Linked DNA regions of Mus musculus: all the other regions are linked to region 4. The links are chromatin loops, found by intact Hi-C in ENCODE. Cell type or tissue: left cerebral cortex. All regions are shown on one strand.

Evidence for each region. Peaks named below come from ENCODE experiments on the same cell type or tissue, not always from the same donor. Only the 100,000 strongest peaks of a DNase experiment are listed, where the experiment ranks them.
Region 1: a loop joins it to region 4, with 9 times the contacts of the local background. A loop is called at or near these places in 6 of 42 quality-filtered maps.
Region 2: a loop joins it to region 4, with 4 times the contacts of the local background. A loop is called at or near these places in 3 of 42 quality-filtered maps.
Region 3: it touches region 4 in a loop (13-fold over the local background); 16 of 42 quality-filtered maps call a loop at or near these places.
Region 5: it touches region 4 in a loop (2.2-fold over the local background); 7 of 42 quality-filtered maps call a loop at or near these places.

Annotation. Positions count from the first base shown.
Region 1 is chr10:14,703,288-14,708,287 of GRCm38, forward strand. Vta1 (vesicle (multivesicular body) trafficking 1) reads right to left here and starts at 2,202. Exons shown (of 8, transcript NM_025418.3): 1 at 2,063-2,202. The coding sequence starts at 2,174. 1700016L04Rik (RIKEN cDNA 1700016L04 gene) reads left to right here and starts at 2,322. Exons shown (of 6, transcript NR_045824.1): 1 at 2,322-2,386. In left cerebral cortex, a CTCF peak has its summit at 2,372 (motif pointing left); a DNase peak (open chromatin) is centred at 2,280; H3K4me3 peaks cover 1,540 bases; H3K27ac peaks cover 562 bases.
Region 2 is chr10:13,499,079-13,504,078 of GRCm38, forward strand. It overlaps Fuca2 (fucosidase, alpha-L- 2, plasma), which reads left to right and starts at 1,950. Exons shown (of 7, transcript NM_025799.5): 1 at 1,950-2,295; 2 at 3,993-4,180. The coding sequence starts at 2,090. In left cerebral cortex, no CTCF peak of the experiment used is centred here; DNase peaks (open chromatin) are centred at 2,090 and 3,443; H3K4me3 peaks cover 1,776 bases; H3K27ac peaks cover 681 bases.
Region 3 is chr10:14,389,077-14,394,076 of GRCm38, forward strand. No RefSeq gene overlaps it. Among named protein-coding and RNA genes, the nearest start is that of Gm40603, 69 kb to the left of the region's middle. In left cerebral cortex, a CTCF peak has its summit at 2,354; DNase peaks (open chromatin) are centred at 1,571, 2,143 and 2,355; H3K27ac peaks cover 425 bases.
Region 4 is chr10:13,013,610-13,018,609 of GRCm38, forward strand. No RefSeq gene overlaps it. Among named protein-coding and RNA genes, the nearest start is that of Sf3b5, 7.7 kb to the left of the region's middle. In left cerebral cortex, a CTCF peak has its summit at 3,101 (motif pointing right); a DNase peak (open chromatin) is centred at 3,118.
Region 5 is chr10:13,190,973-13,195,972 of GRCm38, forward strand. Ltv1 (LTV1 ribosome biogenesis factor) reads right to left here and starts at 2,165. Exons shown (of 11, transcript NM_181470.4): 1 at 2,056-2,165; 2 at 1,136-1,267. The coding sequence starts at 2,058. In left cerebral cortex, a CTCF peak has its summit at 2,226; DNase peaks (open chromatin) are centred at 1,879 and 2,220; H3K4me3 peaks cover 1,265 bases; H3K27ac peaks cover 476 bases.

The sequences.
Region 1 (5,000 bases), 1.7 Mb after region 4:
ACTGACAGACAATTTATATCAAGCATTTTGGAAAAAAAGACTTCTTGAAGAAAAACCAGACTGTGAACTGGGAGAAAATAGCTGCAATTCATGCAACAAAGGATTAGTATATATTATTAGGAAGTGACATTTCAATAGAAGCCTGGGCAAAAGCAACAAAAGGCAGTTAAAAAGAAAAGCACTTGCTTAATTAGCATGTGAATAGATGTTGAACCTCATTAAGTCTCAGAGAATTGCAAATATCACTTCAAAGAGACAGCATCCAGGGCCACCAAGTTAGCAAAAATTAAAACTTCAGTAACATCAAATGTGAGTACATGCATACCTCCTGTCGCTCCTTAAATTCTGTATGGATATCATGCAGGTCTCATAACAGAAACTGCAGTACAGCCATACTGACTTTGTCATAAAAATGCCCATTCATGACTAGGGAGAAGGGATGCTACTGAAATAGAAACACCCATAAAAACCAGATGACAGCAGGCAAAAAGGTGAGGACAAGCGTGGACTCCCATTTCAAGTTTACCTATGACAGGAAGCTGTAAGGCTTAATTTTAGGGGACTGACATGAGAAGCACTTCTCTTGTTTTTGTTTGTTTGTTTGGTTGGTTCTTGTTGTTTTAAACAAAGAAAACAGGGGAATCAAGCTTAGAACAAAGGGCAGGAATGACCACAATGACACAGGAAGGAAAAGATCCTGGGTAGTGACAAAGGTGCACAGTTACAGGTTCATGAATAAGGATTGGCTTAGAGGGAAACAAAGGGCCCTGGTTCACAGTCCAGAGCCAGCCTCTTTGTTGTATCCAACTTCTCTCTGGCTCTATACTCTCCAAATCCTCACTCCTCCTCTTTTAAACTTCTCTGTGGACCTTCAGACTTTTGTTCCTTTTAAAGGTATATTCTTCAGCAATTGTGCACAAAGGTCTGGCTTCCATTGTCAACTGAGCAATGTGTTTCTGAACACAGGAAAATGAGGTCCCCTCTACAGTACTGTGGCACTTCTATGCCCGTTCCTGAAATTATAAAATGCGTACTGTTCAAACGCCCCTCCTCTCAGTAGTCCTAGGACCACAGGAGCTGGGTTTTAGTTTTTTTTTCCCAGTACTTAGGAATGCTCGTCAATAGGTAAAAAGGCTCAATAATTAGGATATGTTTGAAGATCATCAAAAGAACAAGAATGGTGGGAACAATACTGGTATGATTTTTATAAAAATGAAGTATAGCCACCGAGTGGCTTGCAGAAGAGGTGGGAATTCAGATCATAAATCAAGTGGAGAATGGCAATTATTGGTGGTGGTAGGGGGACATCCATGCACATTTGAGAAATGAGGTACATACATGTCCACAAGGGAAGGCTTGACTTGGTCCAGATTTTTGCTAACAATGTCCACAACAGAGGACACATCATTTCTGTATTCTGAAAGTTCTTTAGAAACTCAGAGTACAGTCATTTCTTGCAACAAAGATAGGAGTATAATATTCAAATCATAGTTTACATAAAACTACTAGTCCTATCCACTTCACCAACTCTGCATGTCTGAACGGAGTTCAAACTGTGTCCTCTTCAGTAGTATATACATCTCAAACTAGGAATATTGGCATTAAACTTCTTAACTTTCAGGATAGCTAAAGGATGACTCCAAATTCTTACTGGTGGTAATGAGGAGTACGGAAAACAAGTCAAGAACAGTCAAATTCAAATTTTCAGTAGTAGCCACTGTCCACTGAACCGTCTGAGTTTCGGAAGGGACCTGAAAGCTCTCGTGATTAATGCACAGCTTTCGTTATGTTTTCTGTTAGTCTCCCTTCCCACCCATCTCTGGGAAACCTATGACTATCGAGGTTCTCATTCCCAGAAGAAAGAACAGCCGGGAGGCGTGTCCGAGGCTCTAAGCTGGAGAGACGGGGGTCCGGGTGTGGAGGGAGTCTAGTACTTGGGGTCCTCCTGGCCGAGCCAGAGGTCAAGGCTCAGGTCTGAAGCCAGGGGGCGGGGCGGGCCTCAAGAGCGGAGGGAGGCGCGGGGCGCAACCGGGCGGGAGAACGGGGACTCGGAGGGACTCACAGTAGTAGGCCACCACGGGGTCCCGCTTGTCATGCTCCTGCGCCGTTCTCAAATGGTGCTGTATGCTCTTAAACTGCGCGGGCAGCGGCGGCAGAGGGGCCAGCGCGGCCATCTCCACTCCCGGAAGCGCTACTTCCTACTCGCCGGTCACAGATACTTCCGCTTCCGCCTCCGAGCGGGCAATTCTCACCCACGCATCCGTTGCTGAGACGCTTGTCCGCGACGGGTGCCCGAAGGAGACAAACTTACTGCCTGGTTTAAGGCAGTTATTATTTGGAGAATGAGAGTCTCCTGTGTCGCACACGGCTCCAGCGCTCTCTGCTGGTAAGCGGAGATAGAGGTTTTAAATTTAACTTTTGTTTTTGTTTGTTTGTTTGCATGGAATGAATGAAAGAGAAGAAAGGGGAAAATAACGTAAAGGACTTTAACTGCGAGAAAGGAAAACTTCCCCTCCCCTCTCTTTATCTCATGCGTGTGTGTTTTGTTGGGAATATTCTGGCAAGCGTATATACTACTAAGCTACCTTCTCAGCTTTCAAATTTTCCTTCCCTTCCCTCCCTCCCTCCCTCCCTCCCTCCCTCCCTCCCTCCCTCCCTCCCTCCCTCCCTCCCTCCCTCACTCTCTCCCTTGTCTTTATTTTTATGAGACTGGGTCTCACTAAATTGCCAAACTAAGCTTTGGACTTGAAATCCTTTACCCAGGGCTTCCCAGTTAGTAGAGATTACAGACATATGCATATAGATGGGCCACAGTGGGTTTTTTTTTTTTTTTGGTGGGGGGGGGGGAGGGTGGGGTGGAGTGGGGGGTGGAGGTGTCATTAGTTTTAACAGAGAAAATGATCACAAAATAAAAATTTATACATTCACACACACAGAAGTACACGTTATAGCCTTTCTAGAAACTGTAAAGAGATACTGAAAACATGTACTTAAAGGAGATTGGAACTGGAAACAACCATTGCTTTTAGTTTAGAAGTTTTAAATTCTTATATGAGAAACACTATGTTTAAATACTAGATTAAAATTTGCATGTCCAAATACTGGACTGAATAGACAGTCCTTTTCAAACTTGAAAGGTAAACACATGCGAACTAATAAGAATTGAATACTTTCTCTGATATGGCTAGTGCTTGTTTTAGTGAACTATGCGAGTTGATTAGTGGAGGAAGATGATGAACATTAGGAAAGTATTAGTCTGTCTTACTACTTGACAAGATAGAGTCCAGGAGAGTCTGCACTTCTGACTTTATAGCACACCCCACCTTTTCTTTATAGCAGTGATATTTATTTATTTATTTATTTATTTATTTATCTATTGCCACCTCTCCATTGCATAGTATCATCCTTAAGGACTTACATTTCATTTGAACTTTCCTGTATTTTTTTTCTTTTTGTTTGGGTTTTATTTGTTTGTTTGTTTTTTGTTTTGTTTTTTTGAGATAGGGTTTCTCTGTATAGCCCTGGCTGTTTTGGAACTCACTTTGTAGACCAGGCTGGCCTCAAACTCAGAAATCTACCTGCCTCTGCCTCTCAAGTGCTGGGATTAAAGGCGTGCCCCACCACCGCCCGGCTGAACTTTCCTGTTTTTTCAACGCCAATATTGGTATATAGTGTTTGCCTTATGTGGTTTACCACCAGAGTAACACTAGTATCACTGAATGAAAATGGTAGTGTTGCTTCCCTTTTTATACATGGAATGGCTTGAGACGTATTGCTATAGGTTCTTCCATAAAGATTCACTAAAATTCAATAGTGTCAGGCATGGTGGTGCATACCTTTAATCCCAGCATTCTGAAGGCAGAGGTAGGTGAATCTCTGGGGTCTAGGAAAATATAGTCTTCAGAGGGAATTCCAGGACAGCCAGGAACTTGTCTTGGGGGAGTGGAGGGACATCTAGTAGTAAACATTACTAGCTTATTCATTCATTCATTCATTCATTCATTCATTCTTGCTTTGTGGACAAACTTTTGAAAAAATATTGCTTCATTTTAATTTCTGGTTGCGAAATTTTTAAGTTGTCTAATTTTTTTTGCCTTTATTCATTCATTTATTTTAAACTCAGCAAGGGCTCATTTTGATTAGAAGAAATCTATCATTGCTATATCCTGTTACAGTAATTAAAATCTGATTCATATTCATACATATTCAAGTTGCATCCTTTTTTCTTTTTTATTAAACTAATAAAATTTATTTTAAAATATACAACTCAATATTGATATTTTTAAGTCATCAAAATAATTTATAATAGTTAAATGCCTCTTAAGTATACATAATGTCTTCTGAAGCTAAAAGTAATATGCACTAAACCACATTTAAAAAAATCTATTTGTAACATTAAATATGATAGAAGTAGAAGAAATTCTTTATGAAGTCCTCTATGAAAGGAAATTGTGAAAAGTTCCTGCTTAGATAGAAACCATTTCATTTCCAAGGGAAAATAAGCAGTGTAACTATGACTTCATAGAATGAATTGGGTAGTGTTCCTTCTGTTTCTATTTTGTGGAATAGTTTGAAGAGTATTGGTATTAGATCTTTTTTGAAGGTCTGAAAGAATTCTGCACTAAACCCATCTAGTCCTGGACTTTTTTGTTTGGGAGACTGTTAATGACTGCTTAAAATTTTCATTGTTGGGCTGGGGTGGTGCACACCTTTAATCCAAGCATCCAGGCAACAAAAGCAGGCAGATCTCTGTGAATTTAAGGCCAGCCTGCTCCACAGACTAAGTTTCAGGACAGCCAGGGCTACACAGAGAAACACTGTCTCAAAAAACCAAAAGTATGGGCTGGAGAGATGGCTCAGTGGGTAAGATCATTGACTGTTCTTCCAAAGGTCCTGAGTTCAAATCCCAGCAACCACATGGTGGCTCACAACCATCCATAAGGAGATCTGACTCCGTCTTCTGGAGAGTGTCAAGTTGCATCATTTAGTCAAATGATTAG
Region 2 (5,000 bases), 490 kb after region 4:
ATCTCCTCCAATAAGGTCTCATTTCCTGAGACATCTCAAGCAGTTTCACTGACGGTGGACTAAGCATTCAAACATTTGACCCAATGGGGGCTATTCTTCAAAACACTGCAGTGAGAAACCTGTGGTAATTGTGAGTGGTACCATACAGTAGGTTGAGGTCTGAGAGAAAAATTAAAAGGAGATAATGAACTGAGCATTAATGGCTGTCCACTTGCTGGCTGAGGATACAGTGTTTCCAGGAGCCATGCCCCTGCCACCTCCTTTACTCCCACAACAGACACACTGTGACATTAAGTCAAAGGAAACCTTTCTTTCTGTAAGTTGCTTCTGCCAGGTCTCTTATGGTGGTGCTGGGGTCCTGGTGAGACACATGTGGGGAGACAGTGGCTTCTGTTGCTCCTAGCTGTGCAGAAGAGGGAACCACAAGCAACAGTTACTTAGTGTCACTTCCGTCTTGGTTCATTCAGCAAGGAGAACTGCAGTACACTGACAACTCCAGAAAACACATTGTAAGTGTTGCTCTGTGCCAGGCTCTGCTGCCCTGAAAAGCATGGCACCCAGGAAGAGATTGTAAGTGTTCTTAAGGAACTCACAGTCTAAGGCGATTGGGATCTCTAGCCAGCCAACTCTGAAACCACCTGTGGACTCCTGTGTTAGTGGTTAGGATACGGTGTCCTATGGAGGCACTTGGGAGGAAGTGGGATGTTATTGGGGGAGGGGTGGTTATGGCACAGAGCATCCTGGAGGAGGTGGCATTTGAAATGTACCACAAAAGGATAAGGGTTTTGCCAAAGCGGAAGCAGTAGAGATTCCGGCTTTAGGCCAATGGCATTTAAATAACTTTAGGATACAGTTCCTGAAGATGTAACTTTGATGATTATTCTAAGTGACTGGCTCCTTTTCTTTAAGTCTACCTGAAGGTTCCTCTCTCTCTGTCTCTCTGTCTCTCTCTGTCTCTCTGTCTCTCTCTGTCTCTCTGTCTCTGTCTCCGTCTCTCTCTCTCTCTCTCTCTCTCTCTCTCTCTCTCTCTCTCTCACACACACACACACACAGCTCTAGGACATTTATTACTGAACTACGGCTCCCAGATCGTACTTTCATTCCCTCCCTCCTTTCCTCCCTCCAACCCTCCTTCCTCTCCTTTTTTTCCTTCCTGATTTTTGAGACAGCGTCTCATGTAGCTCTCTATGTAGTCGAAGATGACCTTGAACTCTGATTCTCCTGTTTCTGTTTCCACACTGCTGTGTTGACCACTACTCTGGTTTTATTGCATTCTAGGCAAGCACTCAGCCACCCCAGCAGGTTCCCAAACCCTCCTTCTATACAAACTTCTTAAACATTCATTCAACTAAGATTGCCTTATTTCCTAACGCAGTTTCTCAGAAAAGTTTGTTCCACCAACAACCAAAGTCAGAAATAACAAGAGCCTGAGTAGAAATGTAAAATCTTGGACCCGAACCCAGATTGGCTGAACCCAAACTTTGGGATTTCATCGGCTACAAATTCGAGGATGGCAGAGGCAGACCCAAAGGCTGAGAGCCATGGGAGCTTCCTCAAAAGCCCTGAGCAGCCCACGAAGTTCCTGTCTCAGGCTCCAGTCCCACGGTAGGGCAGACAGCTCTGACACATAAAGCCACCAGGGCCTGGTGGTCGAGGTGACCTCTTGAGAGTTTTCTGTTAGGAGTCCTTGGGGAGGGAGGTCGTGGGTCAAAGACCATCCTTTAGGTTTTTGTCTCACAGCAGACAAACCGGGCGTCTTGGCTAAGTAGATCAGATCTGACTGGGAAACAGAGCCAAGGGCTGTTAAAAATGAGGAGGGTGGGCAAAAACTGACTTCCTTGGTTGTGCACCTGAGTAATGCAACCTTCTTGGGGTCCTTAAGTAACCAGAGCTCATTAAAACTCCTGGCCACTCCCTACTCCAGATCACAGTAGTCATCTGACCAAACCGGTCTGGGTCAGGTGACAGGAGCAGGGTACACTTAGCAGAAGCCGGAAGGCCAGCGCTAGGCAGCTTCTGCGGCTGACAGAGAAGGTTCCCGGCTTCCCTGGTGACTGGCGGTTCCCCCGAGGATCCCAGGCTGGCGCGCATGCGCCTGGGGTTCCTGATGCTTCTGCCGCTGCTGCTGCTGCCGCTCCTGAGGCCTTGGGGGGTCACGAGAGCCCTTAGCTATGACCCCACTTGGGAATCTCTGGACAGACGCCCGCTGCCAGCCTGGTTCGACCAGGCCAAGTTCGGCATCTTTATCCACTGGGGAGTGTTCTCCGTGCCCAGCTTTGGTAGTGAATGGTTCTGGTAAGTGCATACCTTTGCCCAAAGGGCTCGGGCACGGACGCGGGCGCGCGCGCGCGCGGGCGCACACACACACACACACACACACACACACACACACTCACACTGGGCTTTATGTCACCCCAGACAGTGGCAGTCTCTGTCTCTCTCTGTCTCTGTCTGTCTCTGTCTCTGTCTGTCTCTGTCTCTGTCTGTCTCTCTCTCTCTGTCTCTCTCTCTCTGTCTCTCTGTCTCTCTCTCTCTCTCTCTCTCTCTCTCTCTCTCTCACACACACACACACACACACACACACACACACACAAACTCACACCGGAGTTCTTAGGCACTCTGCAGGTGGGCCTCCCTATAGCAGTGGCAATGCCTGCGTGATTGAGGGAGTACCAGTCCCAGAATTTGAAGAATTTTCAAAAGGGCTGGTGAAATTTCTCACTGGTTAAGGGCCCATACTGCTTGTGATTTGTATATGCTCGGCCCAGGGAGTGGCACTATTAGAAAGTGTGGCCGTGTTAGAATAGGTGTGTCACTGTGGGTGTGGGATTTAAGACCCTCATCCTAGCTACCTGGAAGCCAGTATTCTGCTAGCAGCCTTCAGATGAAGATGTAGAGCTCTCAGCTCCTCCTGTACCATGCAATGCTTTCTACCTTGATGATAATGAACAGAACCTCTGAACCTGTAAGCCAGCCCCAATTAAATGTTGTCCTTATAAGAGCTGCCCTGGTCATGATGTCTGTTCACAGCAGTAAGACTCTTAACTAAGACACTGCTCTTGTAGAGGACCTTAGTCTGACTCCTCACACCCGCCCTGGGAGGCTCACAACCATCTGGTCATTCTGGTTCCGGGGGGGGGGGTTCGTGCTCCCAAAGCCCCCCCCTCACATGCACACGCCTACACACACGCACACATGTAATTAAAAAGAAAATCAGAAAATTTACAATAAATGCTTCCTGGTTCAGCTATGACGTGAAGATCCTTGAATGCTAAAGCATCAAAAACCCAAAGCAGAGCAAAGGGGCAATAATAGAGATATATTACCCCACAGTATCTTCATAGTCACATGACGGTAGACAGGCAACACAAACTTGTTCACTCTTTAACTATCGCTAACCTGAAAGCCAGCTTCTCTCTTCACTAGGAGATCCCATTATCTGTCTGATCCACCAGCCAGCATGGGTTGCGGTGAGGGATGTTTCTGAAGTAGGCATGTGACTTTGGGTCTGATAGACGACAAGCTGCTTGCTGCCTGTGAGGGCTTTGAATCTAATCTCAGGCAGGCAAAGGCCGTGCCAACTGTGGGAACTGCCCGGCCCTTGGAAATGTTTCTCCCTATCTACCCAAAATGTTTTCTGTTACTGACTAGGACCGATGCAAGTTATGTTTTAGGTATGTCGTCTTGTCTTGAAATCTTAGCCACTTAAGTTCCACAGTGAGCTAGTGTGTGAAGGCAAAGATGATATCATGACTTAAAGTGGGGAATTTGGAGAATCGGTGGCTGGGTTACAGGAGGACTACACAAAGGAAAAGACAGAGAATATGGCCAGAGATTCAGTTTGCATAAGCTGTCCTTAATGCAAACCCACCAGGACAGAGAGAAGCGGAGAGAATCTGTGCATATTCTTCATACTAGGCTGGGTAAAGCCAGGAATTACTTTAAGCATCTGTGTTTGTGTGGTCATGTGCTCTTTCTTTTTTCTGCCACAGGTGGTATTGGCAAAAGGAGAAGAAACCCCAGTTTGTGGACTTTATGAACAATAATTATGCTCCTGGTTTTAAGTATGAAGATTTTGTAGTGCTATTTACAGCCAAGTATTTTAATGCAAACCAGTGGGCAGATATTCTCCAGGCCTCTGGTGCCAAATATGTGGTCTTCACTTCTAAACATCACGAAGGTAAGTAGGGCACATAGGATATATGCTGACAAGGGCTAGAAAATGTAAGGTCGTTCTTTTGGATGGAGACATTAAAGGAAGGCCGTCCTGTGAAACCCGGTTTCTCAGAATAGCCATAGGTGGATAGTGATGTTTCCGCTTAAGTTGGAAACATTATGGATCCAGACAGCTGGTTTCACAGAATGAGAGGAAAGATGGACACAATTTCTATGTACACATTTAACCATTTATGGTGGTTTGAATATGCTTAGCCCATGAGAAGAGGCACTATTAGGTGATGTGGCCTCTCTGGAGGAAGTGTGTTCCTGCTGGGGTGGACTTTGAGGTCATATGCCCAGTGCAGAGGAGTCCCGCCTGACTGTCTTTGGATGGAGATGTAGAACTCTGGACTCCTCCTGCACCATGCCTGCCTAGAAACTGCTGTGCTTCCTGTCCTGATGATAATGGACTGAACCTCTCTCTAACCTGTAAGCCAGCCCCAATGAAATGCTTTAAGTCTTGTCTTGGTCATGGTGTCTCTTCATAGCAATGAAACCCTAATTTAGACATCATTTAAATAAATAACTAGATTTATTTAAAGCTGGTTGAAGAGAATGAGTATAGTGAGTGAGTGAGTGAGTGAGTGAGTGAGTGTGTGTATACATACATATATAGTGAGTATAGTATAGTTGCACTTTCCTTTCTGTCCATCTGTCCATCTATATACATACATATATTATATAGTGAGTATAGTATAGTTGCACTTTCCTTTCTGTCCATCTGTCCATCTGTTCTTTCTCTCTCCCTCCCTCTCCCTCTCTCTCTGTGTTGTTGTTGCTGT
Region 3 (5,000 bases), 1.4 Mb after region 4:
CTATTTTTCCCAAAAAAGTCTCATATAGAGCTAGAATAGAACAATCAAAGCCAAAGGTACTTTGGTGGCAAGGACATGTAATTCCAGCTACTTGGGAGACTGAAGAAATGGGACTGCAATTCTGAGGACAGCCTGGCCTATATGGTGGATTTGAAACCATTCTGAATAACTTAAGAGAACCTTATTTCTAAATCAATACTAAATGGAGATCATTTAATTGGAGGTGGTAGTGAGTGCTTACCTAGCCTCTACCAAGCCCCTGGTCTCAATTTCCAACATCATCAAAAACATTTTAAATTTATTATATATTTTATTATTTAAAACAAAATTTAAATTTAAATATGTCTTTGGATTATATTCTTCCCCTCGCCCAAGTTTTTCCATATCATCCCCCTCTATCCACCCAACTTTCAATTCTTTCTCAACTAAAATACAATAAACAATCCCCCAACCAAGCAAACAAAATAAAACAGCACCAAAAAAAAAAAAAAGAAAAGAAAAGAAAAACTAAACCAAACCAAAACAAACAGCAACAACAACAAAACCCCCAGCAAACTGCAACCAAATAAAAGCACATTGAAAGACAAACAGACAGACAAACAAACCCAACAAAATAAAAAACTATGGCAGGACCAGGTTGCATTTGGCTTAGTTGTTGGCTGAGGGGGTCCCAGGGAGACTCCCAAACAACTGAGGCTGATGCACAAACAGAGGGCTGCTCTCTGCAAACTGACAGCAGGGCCCCAGTGCTGAGCACAACAGCAGCACTGAACATTCACACAGCTCAGTGAACACGGAGCGGTCGAGCTGGTTCCTCCATGGAACCTTCTCCCTGACTTTCTAGTCTCTTTGTTGTGGGAGGGTACTCTTCAGGTTACTGAAAGAGAAATATGGACACCAACCCAACCGGAAAACCTTTGACCTATAATCTGTCCTGCCTGCAAAATGTGCTGGAGCAAGGGTGGCCCAGAACTCCTGGGAGTGGCCATCTAACGTCTGATTTAGTTTGAGGCCCACTCCACTAGAGGGTCCCCGTGAAGGACACTGGTCAGGAATTGGAGACTGGATAGTCCAGAGACCTAGGGTAGAACCCAACTTGACTTGCCAAAACCAAAACCAAAACCAAACGAAATAAAAATAAACAATAAAACGAAAAGAAACAAAACTCAAGAAATGTTTCCTTTTAAGATTCTGCTGTGCTCATAGGTCTATGCCGTTTCTAGGCATCATGAGAGAGGCATCCACTGGCAGCGGGTGGGAGTGGATGCAGACACAGTATGTGGAGAGAGAATCTAAATTGGGGGTCTCCATCATGTCCCACCCCTCAGAGCTCAGGGAAGCCAGTGGAAGAAGTAGAGGCAAGATTGTAAGAGTCAGAGGGTCTGAATTCAGGACACCAGGAGAATGTGGTCCACAGAATCAGCTAAGCAGGGCTCAGAGAGACTGAAGTGGCAAGCTTGGGGCCTGTGTGGCTCTGCACCAGATCCTCTGTGTATGCGATGGAGCTGTTAGCTTGTTTTTATGAGACCCCTAACTGTGGGAGCAGGTGTATCTCTTGACGTTTTTGCTTACTTTTGGGACCTTCCTATTGGGTTGCTTTGTTCAGCCTCACTGTGAGGCCTTTTGCCTTGTCTGAGGTAGTTTGTTTTGTTATATTTGGTCATTGTCTCTTAGAGGCCTGGTCTTTTCTGAAGGGATCAAGAAAGGGAGTAGGTCCTTGATGGGTGAAGGGAGGGGAAACTGTTTTGTTGGGATCTATTGTATGAGATAAGAATCTATTTCAATTTAAAAAAAGAAAAGGAAAAAGAAAGGAGTTTTAGCCGTATTTTGTTTCTCTTCCTTTCAGTACAACATTTTCTCTCAGAAATGTGATTTTAAGCAAGTAGGGAAGGGCAAAATGAAATTTAAAGAGAAGGTTGGACATTTCTCTTTTCTTCATTTACCATGCGCGTTCACCAAAAGCACGGAGCAAACATTTCGGCTGTTTGATCAAAGATTTCAAGGCTGACCCCACGCAAGAGCTGAGCAGTGCAGTATCTAGCATCACCAACCTTGCAGGATTGATGCAGAACGCTGTGGTCTAGGGCTGTTAGTCTATTGTTAATAGGACAGTGCCATCTGCTGGTGATGTAAATATTTACAGTCGCCTGCCTGAAATTGATATCCTTGAGGTGATGAATCCTGTTTGTTATAGTATTACTTTAACAGTACTTAGAGAATCAAAGTGAGGGATAGTATCATTTCATTGTCTTATAAAAGAAATCCTCTTACTATTCCGTGAGAAATGACAAGGTCCGTGCCCTCACCAGAGACAGCCCAACCATCCAGAGAGTGCCTGGTCTTTAGATGGTTTGCCTTCAGGCTGAAGGAGCTGAAGGAGGGAGCAGGGCGTCACCCAGTGGACTCATATAGCCATGGCAGGAATGGAAGGATGCAGTCCGTGTTTCACAGTGAGCTCCCCAAACCTTTGAAGAAACAAACCCAGGTGTCTCTAGCTATCTAGACTGCTGTCCTTTTAAAGCAATATCTTCTCTACCAGACGTTTCCCATTGATTAAGGATTGGAAGACAGGTTGCTGACAAGCGAGGCTTCTCCGGATTTTATCCGCTGTCGTTTCTGGGGCAAAGTACCACTGAAGAAGGGACTTTGCCACTGTGGTTAAACCAAACCGTTGGAGATGAAGGCTATCCTAGACCAGTGGTTCTCAACCTTCCTAAGGCTGTGACACTTTAACACACGTCCTCATGTTGTGGTGACCCTCCCAACCATAGAACTATTTGTGTTGCTACTTCATAATTGTAATTTTATGACTCTTGTGAATCATAATGCAAATATCTGTTTTCTAATGGTCTTAAGCGACCCTTATGAAATGGTCATTCGACCTTCAAAGGGGTTCACTGCCTATAGGTTGAGAACTACTTAACTATAACACTAGCATAAGCACTTGGCGTGAAGTGCAGGGCTTTTGGTTTTTTTGCAGCACTCAAATGGAAGATAGGGTTTTGATCATCCTTACCAAGGGCTGTATTCCAAGTTACAGAAGTTGTTTTGTGCTGGACATATTATTACTGTTTTTATTATCCTAAGACAAGACTATCAAATCATATGCTATTTATAGAATGGTAGAGTAGAGAGTGTACATGGGTAAATGAGGTTTTTTCAATAATTTTAGACACTAAGGACATGACAATGTGATGAAAGCAAAGGTCACACGGGGTGTGAGGGAATGCCAGGAAATGAGGCAGACATATAGGCAGGGAGGGGGACACAGTGACAGCCAGTGTGACTTAAGCAGGTGTTAAGAAAGGAAGAGAGAAAGGTCATGCTAGTGTCAGAAACTGTAGACTACAAAAAGGACAAAGTGAAAATCTTAGGAGAAGTCCTATGTGCAAAGCTGAGCCCAATAAGGCAACCTTGCATCTGGAACATGCCGTGGAAGCCTGGGTGACATATTGCCGAGCCTCTTGTCTTGAACTTTCTATAGCAAAAGGGAATAACGACAAGTCTCATGAAAAGTTTCCCTGTTTAAGTTCTCCTCTTCATCTGCAAATGTCTGTCATTTGTTTAAAAAGTCACCTCAAGTGGGCGACACACAGTTGAAATCCCTCCCTGGAGGGTTTTACGTCGTTTGGTTTTCTGTGATGCTGGCTCTCACTGTACAGTTCAGGCAGCCTTTGACCTTGTGCAATTCCTGTTTCTGCCTCCTGTGGGTCAAGACTGTACCAACCGTGGTTGGCAAAGACCTGAAGCTTCCTTGTATTTGTATAGGGACTCCGAGGGCTTACACTGAAATCTCTAGTGTATTTATTGTTTTGTTTAGGGATAATTACCTCTATAAACACTACTATTAAGTAAAGAGTGATGGGACTAAGTCTTGGAGAGCTGAGCATAGTTCATGTACAGCCATAGACCCAAAGCATTATTATGTATTTGAAAACTATGGTGGGTGGTGGTGGAAGGAGCTTCCTTTAGCTGCTGGAGTGTACTTAGCACGGTAACAGACACACCTTCACTGCCCTCAGCCTCCGGTAGAAGCATGCAAGGTTAGGCAGAGCATCTACCTGGACATTGTCTGCTCCCATCTTTGAAAAGCTGAGAGCAGAGCAAGGGAGCTTTGAATAAAAGTAGTCCCCGTAGGCTCATAGGGAGTGGCAGTATTTAGAGTGGGTGTGGCCTTGTTAGAGTGGGTGTGGCCTTGTTAGAGTGGGTATGGCCTTGTTGGAGGAAGTATATCACTGAGCTGGGTTGTGAGGATGATCAAGTCAGGCCTAGTGGCTCTCTGTCTTTTCCTGTTGCCTTCAGACCAAGATGTAGACCTCTCAGCTCTTTCTCCAGCCCCATGTCTGTCTACACACCTCCATGCTTCCTGCCATGATGATAATGGACTAAACTGGTGAAACTGTAAGACAGCCCCAATTAAATGTTTTCCTTTATACGAATTGCCTTGGTCCTGGTGTCTCTTCACAGCAGTAGAACTCCTAAGATAGCTAATTGGTGCTTTGTATTGGATGGGGGCTAAAGTTCTATGTAATCTGAGCATAGTTTTGACCTTGGATTTGTATGTTTCCTCTCATTTGTTATAAAACGATTCAAGGAACCATGCAGTTTGGCAGAAAGGAAACATCATAAGTTGTGTGATCAAAAACTGTGTTTTGTTTTTTATTTTAAATGCAGGATTTCCATGAATCCATTTCTCATAAGAGATTTTAGCTTATCGATACCCTCGCATGAGATCATGCTATAATCTAAGAAAATTTATTTTTGTTAGGTTTAAGTGTTGATCACTAAATGTTGCAAAGCTTTCCTGGACTATTTGGAGCCAGGAAAATCAGCTCTGGCTTGCTTTCTTCTTGTCTATACTTTAGCATATATATCACAAGAGTAAACATGCAAAGATTGACAGATAAGTTCCCAAAATAAAAACCAGCACAATTATACACCTCGCTCAACTGCCACACACTCACATTCTGATACACATCCTTTAAATACACACTCTTTTG
Region 4 (5,000 bases):
TTTATCAAGGACCCCCCCCACCCCCAAATGCTGTATGTAGCCTAGGATGGTCTCAGTGACTGCCAATTCATTGCCTTCTTGCCTCGGCCTCCTGCGTGCTGGGTTTACAGGCACATCCCTTTGCTTGCCTTACAGCTCAGACACTCAGAAGGGAAACAGTTCTGTCCGTTTCCACCGAGCAGCTGAGGCAGAGTGTTCCCACCACTGCTGTAATCTCGATGCCATTGTCCTGACTCGCACCCAGTCACTTTTACTGATGTTGCTTTTGTGTAATCTGTGCAAATATTAACTGTGGTGAGAAAACGCTAATGAACTCGGGTTTTGATTACGGGAAGAGTTTGACTACAGATTCCCTGAAATGCAACCTTACTCACAGCACCTTACTGCGTTTCCCGAGTGACTGATGGTAGATTAAATAATAGATACTTCGGTATCTGACAGATATTTTCTCAAAAATGAGTGAAATGAGCTGTCACTTCGGGAAAGCTGCTAAATTGCTACTTTGGAGGGACCCTGTGGATGCTGCATTGAGAGTACACAGGCAAAGTGAAGGAGAACCATTTGTAAGTGTTCATGCAATTAACATGTCAATGCCAATGCTCGGCTCCACCCCACTCTCCTCAGAGAGGAAAAGTTGCACTGTGAATCACCGCTTCAGAAAACTTGATACAGAATCCAAAGTGTTGCTCAGGTGAACTCTCCTTGGAGGCTGCAGCAAGAAAGCCTGAGGGGTAATGACACTTACACTAGAGAAAAAGAGGGCAGGCCTGGAGCTACAGAGCCGAGTGACACATGTGCTAAACCGGTGGCTCGAAACCTGTCTGTGGGTTTCGAACCCTTGAGGGGGGGGGTCAAACAACCCTTTCACAGGGGTCACCTACAAACACAGATATTTACACTGTGATTTATAACAGAAGCAAAATTACAGTTACAAAGTATCAATGATTATAATTTTATGGTTGGGGTCACCACAACATGAGGAAGGGCATTAAAGGGTCACAGCATCAGGAAGGTTGCGAACCACTGCACTAAACTCAGGAGTGCATCCATTCAGAACTGCAAAATTTGAGGCGGGACTTAGTAATTTAGTGAAAGGCTGCTTAAGCCGGCTAGGGTTTGTCTTGTAAAATGGCAAAGTCAAAGATTTTATTCTGTTTTATTAGCTTATTTATTTCGTGAACAGTGTCTGGCAGATCCGAACATATCCGATAAAAGCTGAAGGGTCAGTGTGGAAAGACGGGACTTAGTCCAGGAAATCTGCTGTGGACTGTGTGCTTCACACAGTCTCCACTCTCACTAAGACAGGTAATGCAGGAGAGGCAGATCACCGAGAGCATCGTCCTGTCACAGCAGTCTCAGCTAACGCTGGGAAGCCCCTGTGTGCTCAGCACTTCATTGTCTAGCTTACATAATTTCTATTTAACACATGCACGAGAGTCAGAGAAATGTATTTGCCCAGAGTTATATATAGCTTACTAGCCAAGCCTGGATTATTTATTATATTGCATTTTTATTGTTATCTGAACTGTATCATTATTATCTGAACATGTATTACTATTATTAGTTAGTCCTGGATGATGATGATGATGATTCAATACACCAGTTAGAGCTTTGTCAACAGCACAAATTAATGTCATCTAGGAAGGAGGAGCCTTGAGGAGGAGGAGTGTGTCAATGCCTCCATCGGATTGGCCTGCAGGTAAGTCTAAGGGGGCATTTTCTTGTTTAATTATTGATATAGGAGGCCACACCCATTGTGGGCGGTGCCACCCCGAGGCAGGTGGCCTTGGAAGGGATAAGAAAGGTAGTTGAGGGCTGGAGAGATGGCTCAGTGGTTAAGAACACTGGTTGCTCTTCCAGAGGTCCTAGGTTTGATTTTTTTGTTTGTTTGTTTGTTTTTGTTTTTTGAGACAGGGTTTCTCTGTATAGCCTTGGCTGTCCTGGAACTCACTTCATAGACCAGGCTGGCCTCGAACTCAGAAATCCACCTGCCTCTGCCTGCCGAGTGCTGGGATTAAAGGCGTGCGCCACCACGCCCAGCTAGGTTTGATTTCTTATAACCTACGATAACTCCAGATGATCTGACGGGCTCTTCTGTCTGCTGTGGGCACCTTCATGCATGAAGGCAAAGCATACACACACATAATAAGCAAATAGCATTTGAATTCATCTTTAGAAAGAAAGATACAGAAAGGTAGCTGAGTGTAAGCCTACTCTCTCTGCTTGACTTATAACCTTCACGTTCCTGTCTTGAGTCCATGCCTGCCTAACCTCCATGGTAGGCGATAAACTGGATGGGGAATGTACCCTTCCCTCCTCATGTTGCTTTTGGTCATGGTGTTTATCACAGCATTAGAAAGCCAACCAGAACATTGCTAAGCCTGGATTCTCAATAGTAACTAAGTCTGGATTACAGCCAGTTATTCTAGCTGCAAAGTCCAAATCTCAACTATATAATCACCCCCAAGTAGATTTAATGTGGGAAAATACTATTGGGATAATTTAGTACTTTTTGTTGTGGTAGGTAGTAGTTCTTTGGTTTGGTTTGTTTGTTTCCAGATACAATCTCACGGTGTAGCCTTGGCTGGCTTGAAACCTGCTATGTAGACTACACTGGCTTAGAAACCACAGAGATCCACCTGCCTCTGCCAGGACTGAAGGTGTGCACTGCCACATCTGGCTCAATTCATCAGTTTTTATCTCAGACTTTAAAGATACACGTGTTTTGTGCTGCTTTGTTTTGGTTTTTGAGACAGGGTTTCTCTGCATAGCCTTGGTTGTCCTAGAACTCTCTCTGTAGACCAGGCTGGCTTCGAACACACAGAGTTCCATCTGCCTGTCTACCGAGCGCTGGGATTAAAGGTAGAAATATGAAAACCTTAGAGGCTTGTACCAAGGAGTATGAGACCACATGAAATATCTCATCTACATAAACCAAAGCTGTATGAATCTTTATCAGTTAGAGTGGCAACACTCATGGTGGAGGAAATAATTTTGTAATGACAATTCTCATTTAAGGATCAGAAAATGAAGTGCATCTCAGAAGCTAAAAAGCTGTCCTAATACGTTTAGTTGTTTCAGGCATTCTTAGAGTAATGTCTGTGTTGACCACTGGAGGGCAGTATAGGATAGGAGTTACTTTTTTAGAACCGCTCTGCACAAAGGACTCCTGCTGACTTCAGCAAGGAATCAAGTTTCTTTGCCTAAACTTGGAAACTGCTCTATACCACACAGCACACCGGGCCAGTTTCCATTAGATAAACCCACATCATCCTTTTCTGTTATAGACCACTGCGTATGTTGTTGTTTGACTGGTTTGGTTCTTCTAGACAGGGTTTCTCTGTGTAACAGAGTCCTGGCTGTCCTAGACTTGACTATGTAGACCAGGCTGGCCTCAAAGTCATAGAGATCTGCCTGCCTCTGCCTCCGGAGTGCTGGGATTAAAGGCGTGCCGCCAAGCTCAGCTTGGTGTTTTTTTTTTTTTTTTGAGAACGGGCCTTGCTACGTAATTTCTGCCCTAAGATTATAGGCCCGTCCATCATGCTAGGCTCAAGACATCTCAACTATGGCCCTGCTTTCTAAGACAGTCTTAGGTTGCCTGGTTTCTGGTCTTGAACTCCCAATCTTCCGGCCTTTGACTCCTGAGCTCTGAGGTTGCAGATCTGTACCGCCACACCTGGCTATCATTTCTTATTTCTTACTATGGATTAAAAGGCTCTTCAGTCTCTGGCGCCTGTTTTTATACAGCTAGAAAAGCAAGTTCTAAGTCCTAGAATGGTAGCCATCACATCTTCTAGGATTTGTCAAGTATCACTCTTCCAATGACTTACATAGTATGATCTCATTTAATCTCAGCAGACTTGGGCAAGTTATGACATTAGACCAGTAGGCAAACACATTTGCCTAAGAATTTCATGAATTCATCATTTTTAATAGGTGAGTAGTACTCCATTGTGTAAATGTACCACATTTTCTGTATCCATTCCTCCGTTGAGGGGCATCTGGGTTCTTTCCAGCCTCTGGCTATTATAAATAAGGCTGCTATGAACATAGTGGAGCATGTATCCTTGTTATATGTTGGAGCATCTTCTGGGTATATACCCAGCAGTGGTATAACTCGGTCCTCAGTCCTTTTTTTTTTTTTTTTTTTTGAGGAACTGCCAAACTGAGAGGAAATGTATCCTTAAGATTGTCCTGTAGGTAAATCTGTGATGAGGTGTGTGGGGCCCCGCCCATTGTGGGTGGTGCTGTCAGTTGGCTTGTGGACCTGGAGTCCATAAGAAAGCAGGCTGAAGTGCTGTTGCAGGGGCCCATGTTGATGTGAGTGGCCTGTGTGGCGCCCTGAGGCAGGGTTGTCCTTCACGAATGCCTGATAGCCACTTCTAGAAGGCCCAGCAGTGACACTTTGGTTCATTAAACAGGGTGTCCTCAAGAACTTGAGTGCTCTTATTTTCCAGAGCTTAGCCAGAGAAGCGTCTGCCTTCTTTCATGGAGGTCCACATAGTGGTAAGCACAGGTCCAAAGCCATCAAGATGGATATCCCACGACACCTATGCTCTTCTCGGGCTTCTGCTCCCACGGAGCCATCTGTACTGACATTTTCTTGAGGGTCATAGAGCTCGGCAATGAGGATCGACCCTCAGGGCTCAACACAGAGCAAACTGTGCTAACCAATGAGAGTTTGATTTCTTGGTCTACACCTGGCCCAACTGGCAGTGCTGTGAATAGATGCCAGCCTCTTGATACTGTCCCTTGGCCAGCTGTGGTACAGACCCAGGACTATCACACCCTTGGGGAAGAAGTGCAAGGACCCATGAAGGAGGCGCTGAGAGATCTGGTCCTTGTGCAATCCCCAGTCACGGGTCGGAAGCTCCTTGTGAGACTGCTCTGCAGCCTCTTGGCACACCTTTGACAAGGAAAATACAGTTCTCAATCATTAAAAACAAACAAATAAGCAAACAAAACAAAACAAAACAAAACAAAGAACAAGTCCCAGCCCT
Region 5 (5,000 bases), 180 kb after region 4:
GAAAAACGCAGACCTGGTCTCAAAGACAAAGTGAAGCAGGAGCACATACACATAACACGAGTGAGAACGAGTCTTTCTTTCTTTTTTTTTTTTAATTTTTTATTAGGTATTTAGCTCATTTACATTTCCAATGCTATACCAAAAGTCCCCCATACCCACCCACCCCCACTCCCCTACCCACCCACTCCTCCTTTTTGGCCCTGGCGTTCCCCTGTACTGGGGCATAGAGAACGAGTCTTTCAACTAGACAATTCTGCATGGCAAATCTAGGTAAGAAATATATGTAACATACACTCAAAAAATGTCACTGGAGGCTTAGAAGAAAAGATTTGGAAGCTTTGACAGTAAGTATAGTTTCTTGTACTTATACCCAAAGAAAGCTTTTCATGAAGTGGTGTAATGGGTGGCTTTAAGGAAAAGTTAAAGGGAGGCAAATGCCTCGAAATACTTAAAACGTTTTTTTACACTTTTAATGAGTGTGTATGTGCAGCTAATACACACAGAGGACAAAAGGGAGTAGCAAAACCCCCGGAACAGTTGTTATAGATGGCTGTGACTCTACATATGGGTGCTGGGAACCGAACCTGGGTCCTCTGCAAGAGCAGCAAGTACTTAAACACTGAGCCATCTTTCCAGCATCCCCCAAAATGTTTCCATTATCCATCTTTAACAAGTGTGATGCTAACATAAACCAACCTACTCACGGCCCCTCTAGGATTGCCAAAGCTATCCATGAGCTTGGATGTTCTGTATTTCATGACATGAGAGACGAGGGGGCAAATGGAAGACTACTGTAATATGGGGGAATCCCAAGAGAAAGCAGAGACTGAGCATACCGCCATAGCCTAAATAATACTGTGCAGATGGAGGCTGTGAACTAGTGAACTTGACTAATATTCTATAAGATCTCTTTATTTAATAATCTCAAAGATGCTTTAGCCTGTCAATCAAAATAAATACACAACATCAAACATCAGCACAGAAACTGGAAACTGAGTCACAGCTCTTTTTTTTATTTTTTTAAGAGGACCAACTTCTGAGAATGCCCGGCATGCTTAAGTTCCCTGGGTTCCATGTTCAGGACTACAAAACTACCATTCACCTAAAAACGTAGTGGCTCCAGAACAGGACCTACCTTTTGTGTAGGCAAGAGAACCCTCTGGGGTGCAGTTTCATCTGCGGCTAAAGGATCTCGCTGGCTCCGGTGGACCAGGTGAAAAGACACAGCTTTCTTCTTCTCTATAAAGGGCTTTTTCTTTCTGTGAGGCTACAAAATAATCAGGAAAGGTCAATAAAACAGAACCCCCACACAGTGGGCAACGCCACAGCCACAGGTACACTCAGTTAAGCATGTGGAGGGTGAACAGATATTTCAGATTTGTACACCTAAGCCAGACAGGACAGGAGTCCCTGTCTCCTGAAGGATCCATACTTACCTTCGCCAACAAACCCTGGCTAGGCACCTACTCTGAGACACTTGTTCAAAGGTGCTGGGGAATATGTGGGGCAGTGTGAGAAACTCTCCGCTCTTAGCAAGTAAATCAGTAAGAGGGAAAATCAAACAGGATTTTCAAATCAAAAGCAAATGCCTGAAGTCTCTCTTAATGGGTGCTCTGGGAAGGTCCCCGAAAAGTTTTATCAACAAGACAAGGAGCCTGCCACAAGAAAATATAGACAGACACTTCATCTACAAGGTAGTAAATAAGATTAGGGCACAGACAACTAAGGTTCAGATGATTTACTCCTCGATACATTCGTATTTGCTCTTCAGCTCTGGGTCTAACCAGAGTTGCTACCCAGTGGCCCAAGTGAACCCCGGAAGCAGGGGGCGGAGCTTCTGCGTCACAGGGACGGAGTTACCCAAAGCCTTCAGGACTGGAAACTCCGGGCGTTTGGCGAAAGGGAAACCTTCTTTCTCCTTCCGAAGTGCCCCGGGGGTGACGAAGGTGACTGGTGCCGGGAGAGTGACAGGACTCGGGGCACCAAGCCACGCGGCCAGTGGCCTAAGTCAGCCGCAGGGAGCGGCTCCCTCCCGGAGCACCGCGGTTTTCTCACCATGATGAGGCAGGGACACCCTCTCCGGAACCGCGGCAGCCGAACCGCCGCTCCCCGGTACCTGCCGGCAGCTCCACACGTGGGTCCACAGGGCTAGGGCAGCACGTCACACGATGGCGGGGCAAGGAGCCAATCGCCGGCGAGCCGCTAGGCTGTAGCCGGAAGTTGCGTGAGCCCGCGGTGACAGAACCTTCCCGGGGACTTCCGGGAGGTGGGGCTAGCAGGACCTTCAGTGGGCGGGGCTTTCTGGCTGGAGTTGGTGGCGGCAGGGAGTAGCCTACTTACCTGAGGGCAAGTTTCAGGTTCCAACCTGGGGCTTCAGATATTCCTTACCTGTGCTTAACTCAGAACAAACAAAACAAAAACAATCAAAAACAAACGAAAACAAGACCAAGGCTGTGCAGGTTCATGACAGGAAAGTGGTCACTTCCCTGGCTTCTTCTTCTTCTTTTTTTTTTTTTTTAATATGTTTGTTTGTTTGTTTGGTTGTTTGGTTGTTTGGTTGGTTGGTTGGTTGGTTTTTCGAGACAGGGTTTCTCTGTGTAGCCCTAGGCTGTCCTGGAACTCACTCTGTAGACCAGGCTGGCCTCAAACTCAGAAATCCGCCTGCCTCTGCCTCCCGAGATTAAAGGCGTGCTCCACCACTCCCTGGCCTTCCCTGGCTTCTTGACCTAAGGGGAATCAGTTGCCTAGCAATGTCCAACCAAGGCCTAGCTTCAATAGGCAGAGTCTAACATCTTTAGGGTTTTCGTATTACATCTTTTTGATGAACAACTCCCAACCGTACCTTTAGCACAGTCCATAAGTGTTGGTATTCTGTCTGGACTCCACCCCCACAGATACCTGGCAATTGCCAGGTATTCGCTGCCCCACGGTTACCTGGCAACAGCCAGGTAGACCTGGCCCTATAAAAGGGGCTGCTTGTCTCCCCCTCTCCCATCCTCTCTCATTTGCCTTTCTTTTGCCTCTTGCCCTCTTGCTCCCCATTCCCTCCCCCCCTTGCTCCATGTGTCATGGCCCGCCTCTACTTCACTACTCTCTCCTTCTCTCTGCCTTTCTCTGCCTCGTCTACTTTCTTAACTCCCCTCTCCATGCCCTGAATAAACTCTATACCCCCTTCTCCCAGACCCCGCCAGAACTTATCGTAATAGCTCTTTCTCTTTTTATGATCACAACACTAAGATTATTGGTTTTAGGGGCATTTGATGTAATAAAATAAATTCCGAAGCTCTGATGATTGCATATTTTTTTAAGATGAAAACTAATAAAAACCCAAGGTGGTTTTTTGTTTTTGTTTTTTGAGACAGTGTCTCATGTAGCCCAGCCTTCTGTCCAACTTGAACTACGTATCCTCCTACTTGCATCACGCTAGTGTTGGGCGTATTCGATGTGTGTGATGCTGAAGACTGAAGCCAGCCAGGGCTTCCTGCATGCTCGGAGAGCACCCTAACACGTTTTCTGTGACTACATCTCCATCCCCCAAGTTGTTGCTCACATATTTTGTGGTGCCTTAAGCAAATAGGATTTTAAGTGTAATTTCTTAGGAAGATTTCCGTCGGATGCTGGAGAGGAGCGTGATGAAATAATCCAACATTCTATCAGTAGACGCTTGCTTTCTCATTCCCAATTGCTAGTGGTTTTTTTTTTTTCTTCAATGTCTTGAGTTCTGTTGAAATGTCTCTATAATTATAGCCAAATATTATCATTGTAAATGTTTGTGGGCTACTGTTCTTTTTCTACAAGAAAAATAATGGAAATAGTTTAGATCAGAACCACACGTTTTGTCATGAGAAAATGTTTTGTAAAGTACATATATAGTTTAACATATCTTTATGCTAACTAGCCATCATTCTTTGCTATTTGAAAGCAAGATTTATATGGGAAGCACCAGGCTCAGTTCAATCTGTTTTATTTACTACTGGATCTAGTTCTTGATACACACACCCAATAAATATTTGTTTATGGGAATTAATGATTTGGCATTCTACCTGAATAACCAATTTCCCCACTATGACTCTGTGAGAGAGGGGCTATTAGGTGCCCTTATGAGCATTTTTACTGCAACCCAAAATTCCCAGAAGAAAAAGCCATATTTGTGTTGAAGATTTTAAATGACTAATTAGAACTTCATGATTGTGGAAAGTTGGAATGTTGCCTATATTCAGTACCCCCTTAGTAGCTAACTCATTGTCCTCCTCTGGGTCTGACCTGGCAACCTTTTGGCTATTAGGTAAAACATTTGACATGTATTCTTGCAACCACTGTTTCCACCAACCCCAAAGCTAAGAATGACATCAGCTAACATCCCAAACCACCGCAGAGTTGTCCCAGCACTACTGCAACCTGTCTACCTGTGATAGCCCAGCAGTGTATTTGGAAAATGCATTTATTTATGATTGTTTATGGGTTGTTGTTTTTTTTTTTTTCCTGAGACAGGGTTTCCTCTGTGTATCCCTGGCTGTGGTACTCATTCTGTAGATGAGGTTATCCTCAAACTCAGAGATCATCCTGCCTCTGCCTCCTGCGTGCTGGGATTAAAGGAGTGTGTCAAGCCAGCCTAAAGACCTTTCGTTTCTTTTCTTTTTCTTTTTTTAAGGTGTACTTTCTTTAAGATTTATTTATTTATTTATTTATTTATTTTTTTAATGCATATGAGTACACTATAGTTTCTTCAGACACAGTAGAAGAGGGCATCAGATACCGATACCATTATAAATGGTTGTGAGCCACCATGTGGTTGCTGGGAATTGAACTCAGGACCTCTAGAAGAGCAGTCAGTGCTCTTAATCTCTGAGCTATTTCTCCAGACCTCTTTTCTATTCTTTTTCTTTCCTTTCCTTTTCTTTTCTTTTCTCTTTTCTTTCCTTTTCCTTTCTTTTCTTTTTCTCTTTTCTTTTCTTTCCTTTTCTTTTCTTTCCCTTTCCTTTTCTTTCTCTCTCTCTCTC